2 separate regions of the Homo sapiens genome follow, and region 2 is linked to region 1. The links are chromatin loops, found by intact Hi-C in ENCODE. Cell type or tissue: MCF 10A. All regions are shown on one strand.

The links. Hi-C counts contacts between places; a loop is a spot of excess contacts. Peaks named below come from ENCODE experiments on the same cell type or tissue, not always from the same donor. Only the 100,000 strongest peaks of a DNase experiment are listed, where the experiment ranks them.
Region 2: a loop joins it to region 1, with 5 times the contacts of the local background. A loop is called at or near these places in 3 of 110 quality-filtered maps.

Annotation. Positions count from the first base shown.
Region 1 is chr3:71,499,473-71,507,472 of GRCh38, forward strand. All of the region lies in intron 2 of FOXP1 (forkhead box P1), which reads right to left. Among named protein-coding and RNA genes, the nearest start is that of MIR1284, 39 kb to the right of the region's middle. RefSeq lists an enhancer at 4,144-5,343. In MCF 10A, no CTCF peak of the experiment used is centred here; DNase peaks (open chromatin) are centred at 4,259, 4,579 and 4,899.
Region 2 is chr3:71,677,113-71,685,112 of GRCh38, forward strand. It overlaps EIF4E3 (eukaryotic translation initiation factor 4E family member 3), which reads right to left. Exons shown (of 7, transcript NM_001134651.2): 7 at 1-7,616. The coding sequence ends at 7,570. Among named protein-coding and RNA genes, the nearest start is that of EIF4E3, 44 kb to the right of the region's middle. In MCF 10A, a CTCF peak has its summit at 4,194; DNase peaks (open chromatin) are centred at 3,679, 4,239 and 7,859.

The DNA.
Region 1 (8,000 bases):
TACAGACATGCAGATATATACATCTTCATAATTGTTCGTTTTTAAATGCAACTAAATCAGATTGGCCAGAAAACTTGGGAGTCCCCTGGCCAAGGCCACCTCATGGAGTTTGCATGGATGTTTCCTCGGGTCCCACGTGCCACAGCAAGAGTGAGCCTGCTCTGTCTAATCTGTTACACAACCTGATAAGAAGTGCATTTGTGAGAGCTTCAATCCTTCTCTAATTTACAAACTTAGTTTCCTTTGTTGCAAATGGCACCAAAATAGAAAGGGAACAGAAGTGGGTGGAGCGGGCTCCATCACCAACTCCTGTGAATAACTTTTTGACAATGCTGAACCCAGTTCAAAAAAGCACATCAGCTGCAAAAAAAGGTATGTGTTTGTCAGCTCATAAATAAGATGCCAATCCACCTCAATTCATAGGCTAGGAAAAGAAGAACAAATAATACTTCTGTTTTTAAAATAATAATAATAATAACTCAAACGTGCCCTAAATAAGCATCTGTCTTTAGCGCTAAGTTCTAATAAAGTTCTGGTAAAAAACGGTCACCAGATTTAACCAAATGGGTCACTACACCAACCTCCATGGTTTGGGCAAGCCCATTTAACTAACTTTGTTTCAGTGAAGTTCCCTAAAACTAACCAATCACTATTCCTTTTATTAATCTTCCACTAGTAAGGTTTCTTTCAACTCACCAGAGGACTTATTGGTATCTATGCTCAAAAACAAATTTTTAAGTAAACCCACTAGACTAATTAGAACACATGGGGAATTACGTAATTACTTTTCTAGCTCTGAGGCTCAACCTGAAACCTTTTCGGTTTGTTTGTTTATTGCTCTCTTTTTCACTAACAATCTCCTGAATATTCCATGTGAAACTCGCAGGCTAGTGAGATTTTTCCTGTGGCATCTGTCTGCTCCATTCCCCCATCTATGTCCAAACCCTGCTCTAGAGAACAACTGACCTAACTGATCACTTCCCCTCTTTGGGGATGAGATAGACCATCATCCTGCTGGCTTCAGAACACTCCAGAATCTCCCTTCTGTGCTGAAGAAACTCCACTCCTCCTTCCCCTGGGCCTTAGTGCTCACCTCTCTCCACCATCTTCCACTACCATCATCTGGATGAATGGAGAGACTTGCCTTTTACCCTTAAAGATGTCCCCTCTCTCCTTTTCCAGAAGCCACTCATTCTACATCTTTCAACTTCAAGCAACTAAAAAAGAAAGAGTTGGTCTCTCTTCAATTCCTGTTACAGCCAAGTCGTTCCTCTGCCAACAGCCCACCTCACCTGTCACCTACCCTCAAGGAAAGTACCATCACCTTCCTCCACCGTGATTCCAAGATCCATGGAAACCTTTCTATTCATAGTCACATGTAAGGGAACCACCGCTTCCTGCCCAGCCAACTGGCAGTTACTTCTAAATGTCAAGGATGGCTAGGCACAGTGGCTCACATCGTTAATTTCAGCACTTTGGGAGGCTGAGATGGGCAGATTATCTGAGGTCAGGAATTCAAGACCAGCCTGGCCAACATGGTGAAACCCTGTCTCTACCAAAAATATAAAAATTAGCCAGGTGGGGTGGCGGGTGCCTGTAATCCCAGCTATTCGGGAGGCTGAGGTGGGAGAATTGCTTGAATCCGGGAGGCAGAGGTTGTAGTGAGCCCAGATCAAGTCTCTGCAGCCTGGGTGACAGAGTGAGACTCCGTCTCTAAATAAATAAATAAATGGCAAAAATGCTCTTCAACACCTTTCTCAGGTATTTTACTACAGAGTGAGCATCACTAATCAAAAAAATCCAAACTCTGAAATGCTTTTCTTTTTTTTTTTTTTTTTTTTGAGACGGAGTCTCGCTGTGTTGCCAGGCTGGAGTGCAGTGGTGCCATCTCGGCTCACCACCACCTCCGACTCCCTGGTTCAAGCGATTCTCCTGCCTCAGCGTCCCGAGTAGCTGGGATTACAGGCACGCACCACCACACCCACCTAATTTTTGTATTTTTAGTAGAAAGAGGGTTTCACCATGTTGGCCAGGATGGTCTCAATCTCCTGACCTCATGATCCACCCACCTTGGCCTCCAAATTGCTGGGATTATAGGCGTGAGCCACCGTGCCCAGCCCAAAAGGTGAAAACACTTTTGAACAACAACATGACCTTTCGAAGAAAATGTTCATTGCATGGGTACAAAAAAATAGAAAGAATGAATAAGACCTGGTAGTTGATAGTACAGCAAGGTGACTATAGTCAAAATAATTTAATGCCACTAACCACCTTGAATCCATTGCTCCTCCCAGTGCACACAATCCACCTTCACGTTTCTGAACTCGGTGTCTTTTACATCATCTAAGACTCATATTGTGGTACCCAGTGCCCTGAAAACCCTGGTATCCCTCAAGATGGCCTTGTCTTTTCTACTGACTTCCTGTTCAAGCTCTTTGGTTTCTTTCGCAGAGTGAGATCAGCAAGGCAGGGTCTGGGATTTGCAGGTTATATCCTGGATGGTGGCACGACAGCGCCTGGAACACAGAAGGTTGGGAGGCGTGACGCTCATCAGGAAGGCTCTTTTGGGGAGCCAGGAAGAGTCCCCCAGAAGCCCACTTGGCACCCTATCTATAACAAGTTGCTCTTTAAGAATCATGGGAACTCCAGAATCATTTTCACAAATACCTTCCACTCATGATTCAATTAAATGGCAGAAAACACAAACCTTCCGTTCCCACTGGCAAACTGGGTCTAGCTAACTGAGCACAGCTAGCACAAGGCAGGCCCCCTGCTAGCAGGGCAAGTGGCGGCCCGGTCCCCAAGGCCCAGGGGAGCCTCTGCAGCTCCCTGGAAGGACGGTCAAGTGAACAGAGAGCTGGCTGCCATCTGGGTTCTTTATAAGGCTTTTGTGGTAAACATGTTTACTTTCTTTTGATTGGCTAGGCTTATCAAGTATTTTGTTTTGAGTCTTGCTCTATAAACATGTTTACTTTGAGGGGAGAGCTTTTTTGATAGCTAGCACACTTGTTTTTCACACTTTTAAATTCAAAACATATTTTTCACAGCCTGTGGTAAACAACTCAAGGTGGTAAACAAATTATATTATTTTCATCTTCACACTAGAGAGGTGATCCCTATGTATCTATTCAAAGGCTTGAACTGGGTTGCCGGTAACCAAGGCTCTCTACTGGATGAGAACAAGAATTATATTCATAATGATGATGTTACTAAAAGGAAAACATTACAATGGCAAATCCTGCAGTATCAAACCTAAGCCTCAGTTTCCCCAGTGGGAACATTCTAGAAGAAGCCAGCCATAACAACAGCAGGGGTAGTCCTATTAATTGATGACATCCATATTTTCCATGAAAAATTAAGGTTATGTAACCGGCATACATAACAGCTAATACGGGAGGAAAAATCAAATAATGTTTCAAAGAATGAAGAAACCAACTAGGTCACAACACTAAGTGCAATTCTTTTGAGATCTGTTTTCTGTGATGATTTTTGCCTGCTTTACAATTAGAAAAAAAAAAAAAAACAAGTAGTAGCCTCTAATGTAAAACTGAAAAGCCTTCCATTATTGGAAAAGGAGTAAAATAACAAAAGAGTTAAGAGAAGAAAAAAAAGGAACATATCTCTTGAGAGAAAACCAATGGTCCCTGAAGTAGGATTTAAAAGTGCTGTTTACATAGAGGCATCAGAAGAGCCCCTCTGTGGAGGTAAGTGTGAAGTCCCATAGCAGTGGAGCCAAATCTGTTTTCTAGAGAGTTCTCTTGGTCTCCATGTTCCAACTAGAAACAAAAGCCATCTTACCAGAGGCCTTTGTAGTTAGTTACAAATTACTTAAAGGAATAAAAATACAGGCCAAATTACTTGCTAAAATAAATAAAGCCCCCAGCCCCCAAATCATCTTCTAAGCTTATGCTCAAGTTAAGTTAAAAAGCAAACAGAATTTCAACATGATGAAACCCCATCTCTACTAAAAATACAAAAATTAGCTGGATGTGGTGGCACACACCTGTAATCTCAGATACCCGGGAGGTTGAGACAGGAGAATCACTTGAACCCAGGAGGTGGAGGTTGCAGTGAGCCAAGATAGTGCCATTGCACTCCAGCCTGGGCAACAGAACGAGACTCTGTCTCGAAAAAAAAAAAAAAAAAAAACACCACGAATTAAGGTTGTAGCACCACACTATGGTAAACCTCCTCAGTGACTCGATGTTATTATTTCGTCAGGTATGGTACTGTAGGGAGGGGAGAATGGCAGAAGACACAGGAAGCCTGTATGGAGCCTCATCCATCATTCAGGCCAGATCATGTACAGAACATACAGGCATCAGAGTACAAACATACTAAGTAGCCTTGTTTTCCAAGGTTATAACATGCTCTGGGGACATGCTCATTAGGGGGTCAGGAGAAGGAGCCAAGGGCATTTGGAGGCAGCCACTATTCCTGACTTTCAGATTCTCTTCTATCAAGGAAGAAGACCAAAATAAATAATTTCCAGGTAGTTTTAGCAGAAGTGCAGCAAGACCCAGGGGGTGAGTACACATCACAAATTCCCAGGAAGATCAACGCCATCCCAGCTTTGCCAACAACTGTTTGAGATGTTTCGCAAGTCAGTGAGCTTCTCGGAACCTGAGTTTCCCTTCTTATAAAATGAAGGCATTTGAATCCCATCTTTTTGAACAATACTATGTCATAATTTTATGCCTCAAATCGAAAAAAACACTTTGGGGGATAACCGAGAATTCCAGGCTACATCATCCAATCAATACAATACTTGGAGCACTTTCAAAAAACCCACCAAGGAACCAAAGCTACCATAACTTAAAAGGAGCAGAAACGAAATTTCAGATTAATATGACGTTGGCCAGTGACTAGTCATCAAGCATACTTCAGCATTTAGTTGTCTGAGCAGACAGGTGACTCAGCGGGAAATGGGTTACCCAGCCAGCCACGCTCATCTGACCCACTGCCTCAAAGTAATTTTTCCTCAATTTTCAAAACCAAGAAAGTAAATGACTAATGAAATGACTGAAGAATAACTTCCAGACAATTCTTACATTAAAAAATAAAACCAAACTTCAGCACAACAGTAAGTAGATGAGAAGAAAACAACCCGGCTCAGAGCTGTCCAACGTCTGATGGCCACAGTTCCTTCTGACAAAGGAAACGTGCACATTCCAGGGTGTGTGGAATGATGTGGTTTGGAAATGTCTCGAGGCGCCAAGGGAAGAGCTGATGATCAGGACAATGTCATCAAGAAAAGTGTCACGGAGCCCAAGTGGTGACATTTCTGTTGCAAATATGAGAAAGGAAAGGAACACGCTGGTCCTTCACCCTGGTGTTCAATGCGGTCGTAGGACTTTTGGATATTCTCCTGGGTACTTCCAGTTCTAACACCAACTAACATGTGCAAAGCCTGTGCTGCACTGCACATGAGGTACTCTGTCCATAGCATTTTCATCCACCCTCTTATTAAGCCTTATAACGGTGGCAAGAGTAAATGCTATTATCTTACAGATGAACGAACCAAGGCTGGTGAAGGGAAGTCCTTTACCCAAGACCACAGTCAGTGACAGAGCCACATCTTTCTGAAACCCAAGCCTCGTCCCTTAACCACCAGTGAATACTACTGAGTACCATTTTTCCAACAGCTCAAACAGGAAAAGTAGGAACGTTTGGAATGGTTCCCAAAATAAAGACAACCTGGCAACATAGAGTTATAATTCTGTTCAGACCTCTACGTTGCCTCCCACTGTCTAAAACCCTTGGCTTCTTGCGTGAAGTCAGGCAAACCCGGGAAGCAGAAAAGCAAGGACCCAAGTCACCCCTGGTAGTGCAGCTTGGAAATGAGACAGGACATCTCCCCCAAGACAGGAGACAAGGAGGGAGTTTATGACGGCATATGAGGCATGCACTCAGTCCTCCTATTGGACTGTAGAAGAGGGATGCTTTTTTTTTTTTTTTTTTTTTTTGAGATGGAGTCTCACTCCGTCGCCCAGGCTGGAGTGCAGTGGTGCAATCTAGGCTCACTGCAATCTCCGCCTCCCCTCCCAGGTTCAAGCGATTCTCCTGCCTCAGCCTCCAGAGTAGCTGGGATTACAGGCGCTTGCCGCCACGCCCGGCTAAATTTTTGTATTTTTAGTAGAGACAGGGTTTCACCGTGTTAGCCAGGATAGTCTCGATCTCCTGACCTCATGATTTGCCTGCCTCGGCCTCCCAAAATGCTGGGATTACAGGCGTGAGCCACTGCGCCCAGCCCTGAAGAGGGATGCTTTCTATTCTTCTCTCGGTCTCCCTTCAATTCTCCCATTTTCTTCTGAATCACAACTGTGGGCATCGTCCCCCTTCCTCTCCTACTTCTTCCCCTCCACGAATGTCACCTGTCACTAAAGTCTAAAGGATGAGATTATCACTTCCGCCCGGAAGCCTCTCAAATGAAATTAAATCAAACATTTATTGCACTGTGGTACCACATGCACTGGGTGAGGTGGGGGATACCCAGGCACAGTCTGCCTCTCTGGGCAAGAAGTTAAATAACAATGTGCGATTTAAATAACATTTCAAGACAACAATAAGAGCCTTGTCACCGGGAGTACATGATTAATTGCCAGATGAATTCTACAGACAATAATTGCTGCAAAGTTCAAAAGGAGGGAGCAATCACTTCCAACAAATATATCCCAGGTTGCAAATTCTCCACTGAGCCTTAGTTCGCAGTTGGCTTCGGCAGTGTTGGGAGTTGGCTGCCTGGGGTCCGATCCTGGCTGTGATACTCGTGGTCCAACCCTATTTAAGTTTTCTGGGCCTCTGTTTCATCAGCTGCAAAACAGAGGTAATGATACTTCCTACATCATGGAGTGGTTTGAAGATTAAGTGGGATAATGCATGTAAACCTTGAAACAGGGCAAGTGGTAGTTTTACATCTCCTGTCTCCACGGCGGCGTATCTGCTATTCGAATCCGCACACGCTCCCTACACTGGCTCCCCCTCCTCACCTCCCTGTGTTTGCCAAATCCCCAGGTTTTCTTTTCCAACTAGCTGATAACTTTTCCAACTAAGGGGTTCCACGGTATCCTTCCCCCAGTACCAGGCAGCTACTACGTCTGCCCTTGACTTAGGCTCGCTGCTAGCTCTTGCATCCAGATTTCCACCTCCATTTCTAATATCCTAGGACAAGAGCAGGAAGCTGAACAACTGGGGGAAGCTGGTCCTTCCCCTCAGTACCAGCCAGCTACCACGTTTGCCCTTGACTTAGGCTCAGTGCTGGCTCTTGCATCCAGATTTCCACCTCCATTACTAATATCCTAAGACAAGAGCAGGAAGCTGAACATCAGGGCACCTGGGTTCAGCTCCCAACGTTGCCATAGAGTAGCCTTGTAATTCTGCACACTTTACAGTTTCTCTAAACCTCCATTTCTGCTTCTATAAAATGGGGCTAATGAAAGTCCCTACCTCCAAGCATTGCTGAGATTAAATTATCCAATTGGAGAGCACTGTGCTCAATGCCTAGTCAACCAGCAACGGCTCCACACCTGAGAGCTGCTGTTCTCATCTTTGCTTGGACCACACAACTAAGTGAACAACAGTGTCCCCGGCTGCTCTCTCCTCTCTCAAATGTGTGAGCTGCTGCCAGTCCTTCATGGTACCAGATTTGGGTCAGCGAACCACAGAACTTAATTATGCCCCAGTTTTCTTTCATGCCCATTGATCTAATTTTACATTAAAGTTTCACAAATAGAAACAGGTACTCTCATGCACAGCCAGGGCCAGGGTAAACTGACACCGCCTTTCCAGTTGGGTGGTGATATGCTTCAACAAGACTTAGAATCCCTTCCAAAGAGTAAGGAGTGAACAGGAATGCATGCTTTTAACAAAATAGTAATCACTGGGGAGAATTCAACTACAAGGTCACAAAGGAATACATCACAGCATTATCTAGTATATGAAAACAGAAAAATAAATGTCAGTTAAAAACTATTTCTGATTCATATGATAATGAAATATTA
Region 2 (8,000 bases), 180 kb after region 1:
AATTTATGATTTATGCTTGCTAGTTAAATATGCTTATGATTTAAACTTATTTTCTCTGGCAAGAAATAAGCTAGTCAGCACCACAGCCTAGCCAGATGATGGGAAATAGAAACATATTTTAATGACATATATTTTAACTTGCTGGCCCTTGCAAATGCTACTGTTTTTTCTTTTCTTCATGTAACAAAAGAACCATCGTCTTGTAGGATTCCAGAGATTTTTTTATGCATTCATTAACGAAAAGCAGTTAAAAGTTCTTTAATAGCAGTTACTGCAGCGAAAGGATCACTGAGGAAGAAAAGGCATGCATGGTCTTGGCTTCCAAGAAAACTGTACGTTAGGTGACAAGGCAGAGGAACCTATGCTAATAGAACAACCGAGAACACATTCCAAAAAGTGCATCAATAACGACTAGATGATAAAGTACACACAGAATGCATGGTGGCAGTAATCAGATGCAAATATGAGAGGGAAACATTATGAAATTTTAAAGCCTTCCTAGTGTTATGCCCTGCTCTTCAACGATTTCATTAAATTCGCTGTGTTAAAATTAATTAGGCATCACACATAAGATCCTGAATTGCTTGTTTCTGCAGGGAGAGATAGGAAAGTCTGCAGATGAATGGAAGAAGAGTTTGTTGGTACGTTTTGTTTGTTTTTAAAGGAATATATTAGACAGCCAGAAAGGAGGAGTAAATTCACTTTACTTGCCGAAACAGGGGACAACTGAATCTCACCAGCAAATTGCAGCACAAAAGAGCAACGAGAGTAATTGACTTATTCTAAAACGGAACCATTCTTAATAGAGGGTAAAGAAAAAGAATTAAAATAAGCAAGATACGTTTTCTAAGAGACCCAGATGAGCCCTATTATCAAATGTGTTCAACAGGGAAGTGTAAAAATAACAACAGTTACTCCCCATCAGAATACCAGATAACCTACTAAGCGTCAGACTCCATGCTAGCAGCGTCACACATATTAGAGGTGTTGGACAGAAACTTTTAATATGTGTTGTAATAAACAAGGTTATTCTAATCACCACACACACACTGGAAATCTAATAATGATTAAGTGATGTGGTTGATTAAACTGCATGAAATTTTTAAACTGGAGGATGAAAATGACATTTCTATACTATAAGAACCTCAATACAGAATGAGAATTAGTAGCAACAGATTACAAAAGATCTCAAAATAAAGTTCTACAAACTAACACTTAAACAAACCCTGTGAACTACTACCCTGAAAAATGAAGAAGCACAAATTCATAGCAATATAGTCCCAAATTAGAAAATTGCAAAACAGTCTAAACATTTGCACTAAACACATAAATCACTACCTTTTCAAGTAAGAAAAGTATAGTCTAGTCTTACCTTATTGCTGCAAAAGGCTGGAATAAAAAATACTGACTTATAGAAGCAACTTTCACATGTATCTGAACATCAAACACAACACACAATATAAAATCAAAAATAACTAGAACAGAAAAGTTTTCAGTCTGACCTTAAAAATACTGAGCAAATCACTAGATGAAGCCAGATCAAAAGGAAGGGCATTACACCAGCTTGTAGCCAGATGTGAAAGGGTCCCCAACTGCACAGGGCACAGATGGTATAAAATAGGGGGGTGGGGGCACAAGCAGATCCAAAACATAATCAAACAAACCTGGTTCAACTTACACAGGTAAGACTATTCTAAAGAATTAATAACTTTCAATGTAAGATTTTAAATTTGGGACAAATAATGTTAGCTGTCTCAAGCTAAAGTATGCTCACTAGTTTAAATTTTGAAATTCTTTTATATAATCATTGAAATAAATTCTCCATGAGAATATATTCAAAGTCATGGTGACTTGTTTTAAATGAATACTGAAAAGACAGTGTTAAAACTTAAAAACAAAAACAATGGTTGTAAGCCACATTATCTGATTAAAGTCTGAGAACTTTGGGGAGAATTTAATGTATATCCACAGCATCAATACCTCTATTTGAAAACAGAAACACTGTAAGTTTATTAAAATGTTCAAAGTCCTTTAATATTCACCATTCATCATGTAATGTAAAGTGCTAAAATTAAAATTTTCACCCTAAGCCTTCATTAAAAGTTGCTTATTTGTATGTGAAAAGATGAGAGGTAGCATAAATTTTCTATAGAAAACTCAGAAACACTCAATTTACTTCATGTTCAGTTCTATAATGCAAAGTTGACACTTTAATAGATCCGAAATAAACATCTGTTCCAAAATAAAAGTTCAAGAAAAATTATCTGACTTCGATATTAGAAATTGAAATTTTCATAAAGAAATCTTGCATTTCACTAAATGAGTTGGTAACTTTTTTCAGGCAGCAACCAAAACAAAAACATTTAACACAGATTCCTTCAATCTCATGATTTCTGAAGGACACAAAAGCATAGAATATCCAAAAGCTATTGTATTGGATATTCTAATAAGGTACACTCAAGACACACATATACAATGGAACTCTGAATTTCAGTAGCAATGATGAACAAAAAAATACTGACTTTGCAATGACTTTTGCTTATCACTCACATCGTTTAGGGAATACTTATTTGATTTTTTTGACATTTCTATGTATTAAAGGATCTCTCCAGTTTAGTAACAGCTTTGCTAAGCTACGTTTTGAAAGTGACAATTAATTTTAGTGGAAATTCATTCCCAGGCTACTTTGATAGTCATTTGAACAGTTTTGTGTTATTTTACATGCAATTTTATAGCTCTATAACGTTCATTTAATCTTGTTCAATGATGCTGAACCCCAGATGCCATAAGACATTATAGAAAAGTAGTTACTGCACATATGGAGTAACTACTTTTCTGAACACTAATTTCTTTTCTCTTAACAGACTGAAATGGTATTTAGAAAAGAGAAAAACCACCACTCTGTATTAAAGGCTTTATATTATGGACTTCCAGGGATGGGCTCCCATGACTGCTGTGGTCCCAGCCATAAAGTTCTTATTCACGAGCATCATCTACTCAAGTCTCAGTATTAATGGTTTTCTCCAGCCTTCATAAGATTGTTGGTATCATACATTGGAATCAGGTCACCTGACAGAGCTTAGGGTTGGGAGGCTTTCCTCATTTGTCATATGTGGGAGTTGGATAAAATCAGGGGTTCTCCAAGAGCGATCTGAGCACCATCAGCATTAGAATCACTAGGGCACTTGTTAAAAATGCAGATATCCTCCCAGATTTCTAGTGCTGGGGTCAAGAAATGTGAATAATAAGTAAGTATCTGAGTGATTTTGCTGCATGCTAAGGGGTGAGAAGCACTGGTAGATGATCTCAAAGGTCCCTTCCACTCTAAAATTCTAAGAGTCCCTGAATGTTCTTTTAAAAATGGATTTATGTCAGCAACATGAAAGAATTTCTAGAACACAAGACAGTGACTTTTGGCCTGAGTGGGCCAATCTGAATAAGTATTCTTAGATTTGGATGTATATGTAAAAATAATAGAAAATAAAATCAGAACAGTATAATCTGACATGAAAGGAATCTATTTGGGATTTCTTCTTGGGAGAAGTAGAGGGGCAACCCACTCTAATTGCTATAAATGACCACAGGTTCAAAGGGACTTTTCGTTGCCTCTCAGTCCCTATTTTTTCCCACTTCACCCTCTGACTCCTCCCAGCTGTTGAGATCCAGGCTTTTTACAATCCTGAGTCACCAAACTCTTGAGTAATTTTAACTGATCTCAATATATTCTTTTCAGAAGTGAACAATTCACAGGCAGTCCTCTACTTTCACTTGTAATGAGTAAAATCTCACAGAAACATACAATGTAGGAAAGGTGAAGGGTAGAATTACATTTTTAAAAGGAAGTTCCATATTCAGAGTGCTAAAAAAAATCAACTCCTAATTTTCTCTCTTTGGGCATAATATTTGATGAAATATTTTCCATATCTCCTATATGTGAGTTTATTTTATTCTTTTTCTTCCCAATCACTTATAAGGCCAATGAGAGCCTAGGATTTGAGATATTTTAAGCACATCTGGAGCGATCTAGCTTTGACACATTTTTATTAGGTGCATGAAAACTAAATGTCTTATTGCCAAGTATCATTTTTACATTTTCTCGTCAAATTTTTATAAAAGCTTAAGAGCAAAATGCAGTAGGATCTTAAAAAAATTCTACAAACATAGCTGGATAAATTCTGCTGCTGAGCCAGAACTGTTGGCTGGAAGGCAGCGCCACCATGCGATCGTTCCAAAGGCTGTCAGTTTTGTCTAAAGACACAAGCTGGGATCCTCTAAGAGTTGGGCAACTAATAGCAAAAGCCCACTTCCTGTCATAGGAAGGTTATTTTCAAACTCCAAACCCCAGCACCACTTCTGTCTCTGAGAGGGAGAGGGAGAGAAGGAGGAGCTGTTTACAAACAGGATGTCTGATTACGGAGTTACACCAGTGGCCAGATTGGATCAGATATTTAATGCTTGATTAGGGTGGCTAGTGGGCAGGTTAAGGCTGGCAGATTCTGAGTACTCTCCATTTAAGGACGCCTGCACCGGGATACAACTTGCCGACTTCAATACCCAGCTCTGTGGCTGGCTAGCCCTACGTCTTTAACAAGGGACAAGTTCGGCCAAGGCTCAGTTGGTGGATTGTATATTATGTCTATAGGACCCAATTATACCTAAAGTTTCTAAGCTATAAAGTCTTGTGACTGTGTGCATGGTGTAGACATGGGCTAAACTCAAGAAGAGGGGTGAGAAAGAGTCATCTTAATCTTTAATTTAAAGTTTATTAGAGTTGTGGTTTCCTTTTCATGTTTTTGCTTCATAAAGTGTACCACGAATCTAACAGCAATATTATATTAAATGTACATGTTTGCAGTAAATTACACCCTCATTTAAGAAATGTGGAAAAGTTGGGGGGAAAGAGGAAATCTTAAAACTGAGTTAAGTCAGCAGTTCAGCAAGTGCTTACGAAAGACAGTCAAAATATAGGCAAGTTACTTTAAATGGGTATTATTTGTCCTTACTTTCCCAATGTAGGCAAGTGCCTGTGATATAACAATTTAGGGAATAATGGGAGAATAAAAAGCATATTAGTTTCAATCAGATTTCCTGGCATATATCACAGACCCTAAGGAATTACAAAGACAAAAAAGCAAGCTCTTTGGTTTCTGCATGGTTCTTTGCAGACTACAAGGCTGCCCCTGCAAGCACTTGGATGAAAAGACCGGGATTCTACTGGAAGTTTGCACTTTCCCCACATCAGCCAAGATGGGTAAACTGCCTTAACACAAAAGTCACATGCCCCACAAAATATTTCCTTCTATCTCAAAACAGTATTAGCTTCTTTAATCTAAGAAGGTAATGAGAGGTTTTTAAACTGATTAAATCAGCTTAGTTCATACAAAGTCTATTATGATTAAATATTCAATTAAAACAATTTCCAAACCAAAATCTGACAAAATCCTCTCTGAAAGTAATTTAGATGATAGGTTTTTAACATTAGGCAAATTAAATCCTTCTCACAGTTGGTATTTTCTAAAGGGTCAGAAACAGTTGCAGAAGTTCACTGGGGCAAAAATCTACTTTGTGTGCTAGTCATGTTCCATGATCATAAACAGAAACTAGAAATATTAACGTGAGCCTAACATTCCTATTTATTTTTACTTCAAAGGCTACATACATGCAAAAGTTGAACATGTCATCACAAATGCTTTAAATAAAGTTCAAAAAATAAAAATACTTCAAAATCCATTTACTTATGGAAATATACATGACAATTAGAGTGAAGTCAATTATATCCTTTTTTCAATCAGAAAAATACTTATATTATAAAAAAGTTTTAATTCATGTCCAGAATAATTTTTTAAAATTCTTGAGTCATAATTTTAAAACAAGTTGAATGTTAGTACAATGTTTGGAGAAACAAGTCCTAGGCTTTTGCTAACTGGATCTGATATTCTTATACTTCATTTTGAAATCACTAAGGAAACTCAAGTTTAGGGAAAAAAAAAAAGCATTTTAAGAAACCTATGATGGTAAGTATTATGGCTGAGGTGGTTACTAACCAAGTGAAGGGCACAACTTCCATAAGCAGATAATGTTCAAAGTCCTTTAAAATGTTTGAATGGAGAATTTTATCTACAAACACATAGTGGAGGCTTAAAGTAGCCTCAAGTCTCTCTGCTGGTCAACACTGCAAGAGGAATTAAAAATCCCAGGTACAGTGAAGTTCTGAGTGCACTGCCCTTTTGAAAAATGTGTGAGCAGGCACTAGCTCCCGTGACTCCAAAGCCGACTGGGGGAAGTGTCTTCAGATGGCCCTGCCCTTTATCAGGCAAAAGCAGCCAAAGGCTTGGCAAAGTCAGGAGAGGGAAATCAGCGTATTCTGAGCTAGTCTCCATGGTCCAGAGGATGACCATTTCCTTCTAATAAAACCAATATTTCTTTGGTAGCATAATACAATATATATCAACAATCCCAATAATTCATATGAGCAGAATGCACTCAAAGTTCAACTTTGTAAATGTTCACATGCATCCTGGAAATGAGATTTAACTTCCTGCACCTACATGAAAAAGGGTGGGGACAGCTGCCCAGGCTGGAGGACTACTGATGATGAGAAATGACACACAATGTGAGCAGGGAAAGGGATCATTTAACAAAATGTGTTAGCGTTGACTGGGAAAGAAAGCCCTAAGTGGGTAAACACACCCGAACTTTGCAAGGAGCTTAATTCAAACAATTAAAATATCACCTTCTCTTTAAATCAGAAACATCAGGTTTCCTATTGGAAGAAATCCCTTGCTACCACTCTAAGCCTTTGGTTGAAAAGGCCAAATTAAAATTCGGGTTAGAAATGTTTCCACAGAGGGTCCAAAGACTTAGAGCTTGATTTATATCCTGATACTGAATTGTGATTATAGTTTTCATGTTATGCAATCCAACTATTATTTTCCTTTTATCACTAAAAAAAAATGTTTTAAAAAGGAAAATTAAAGATTTGTGTGCTGTCAGTGCAAAATCACATTAAGTATGGTTTTTCTTTTCCCTGGGACAGAAAAAAACAATGCCCAGCTCACAGTACATAGGAATGTGTCACAACAAATAATCAGAAGACAGATTTCTCCAAGCTAGTGTTCCTCCTTGTACAGTGTGGTATTCAAAAGCAGTATTGTCACGATTATGCATATTCTCATTAACTAGGTACAGCAGAGCTACTTAAAGGGAAACCCATTTCTTGTGCCTCAATGAAAGGGGAGTGTAGAAAACAATAATTAGGCTGAATAAGGAATTTTAAACGGCAAAAAAAAAAAAAAATCAGAGTGAAAAGAACAGAGAATTTAGAAAGCCAAAAAAAAAGTTTTTTGTGTGTGTTTTTTTTAAAAAGCAAGTAATGTGACGGTAGAAACCCACACAATCTCCCCCCACCCCACCTGCCACTTTGAGTCCTAATTGCCCATCTGCAAGGACAGAAACCCACTCTAAATTGACCAGCATCGGCTTCGGCAAGTCTTCTCTTCACTCTCCCTCCTGTTAAGACCGTTTCCAAAACCAATCAGCAAAGGACAAAGAATTCTTTACAGAGTGCAATTAGTGTTTTCCACGTCCACCTTCAAAAGCATGATGCTCTTCATGGGCTAAAGGACAGAAAAAAAACAAAAAAGAAAAAAAGGAAAGAAAACTTTAAGCAAAGGATGGGCCAACCCTCCTCTAGGCATCTCATTCAGCTTCCCCAAATGTTGGCAAGAACTCAAACACCTTATTTATTTATTTATTTTTTTGCCAGTAACTGTTAGCTAAGGCGTGCATTTCCTGAGAAACGTAATAATGAAAATTAAAACAAGGAATAAACAAGCAATGGGCATGCTGCCTGTTTCTTCTTGCTGTGCCTGGGAGGATGAGTCATCTCAGCAAGCCGATGAAGAGAGTATGTTGGGCTGCAAGCAAATGCCGCAGGGGAAAATGTGCCCCACAAAATGCATTGCAGGGGGTGGGGAGAGGGGGTGCCTGACACAACCCAA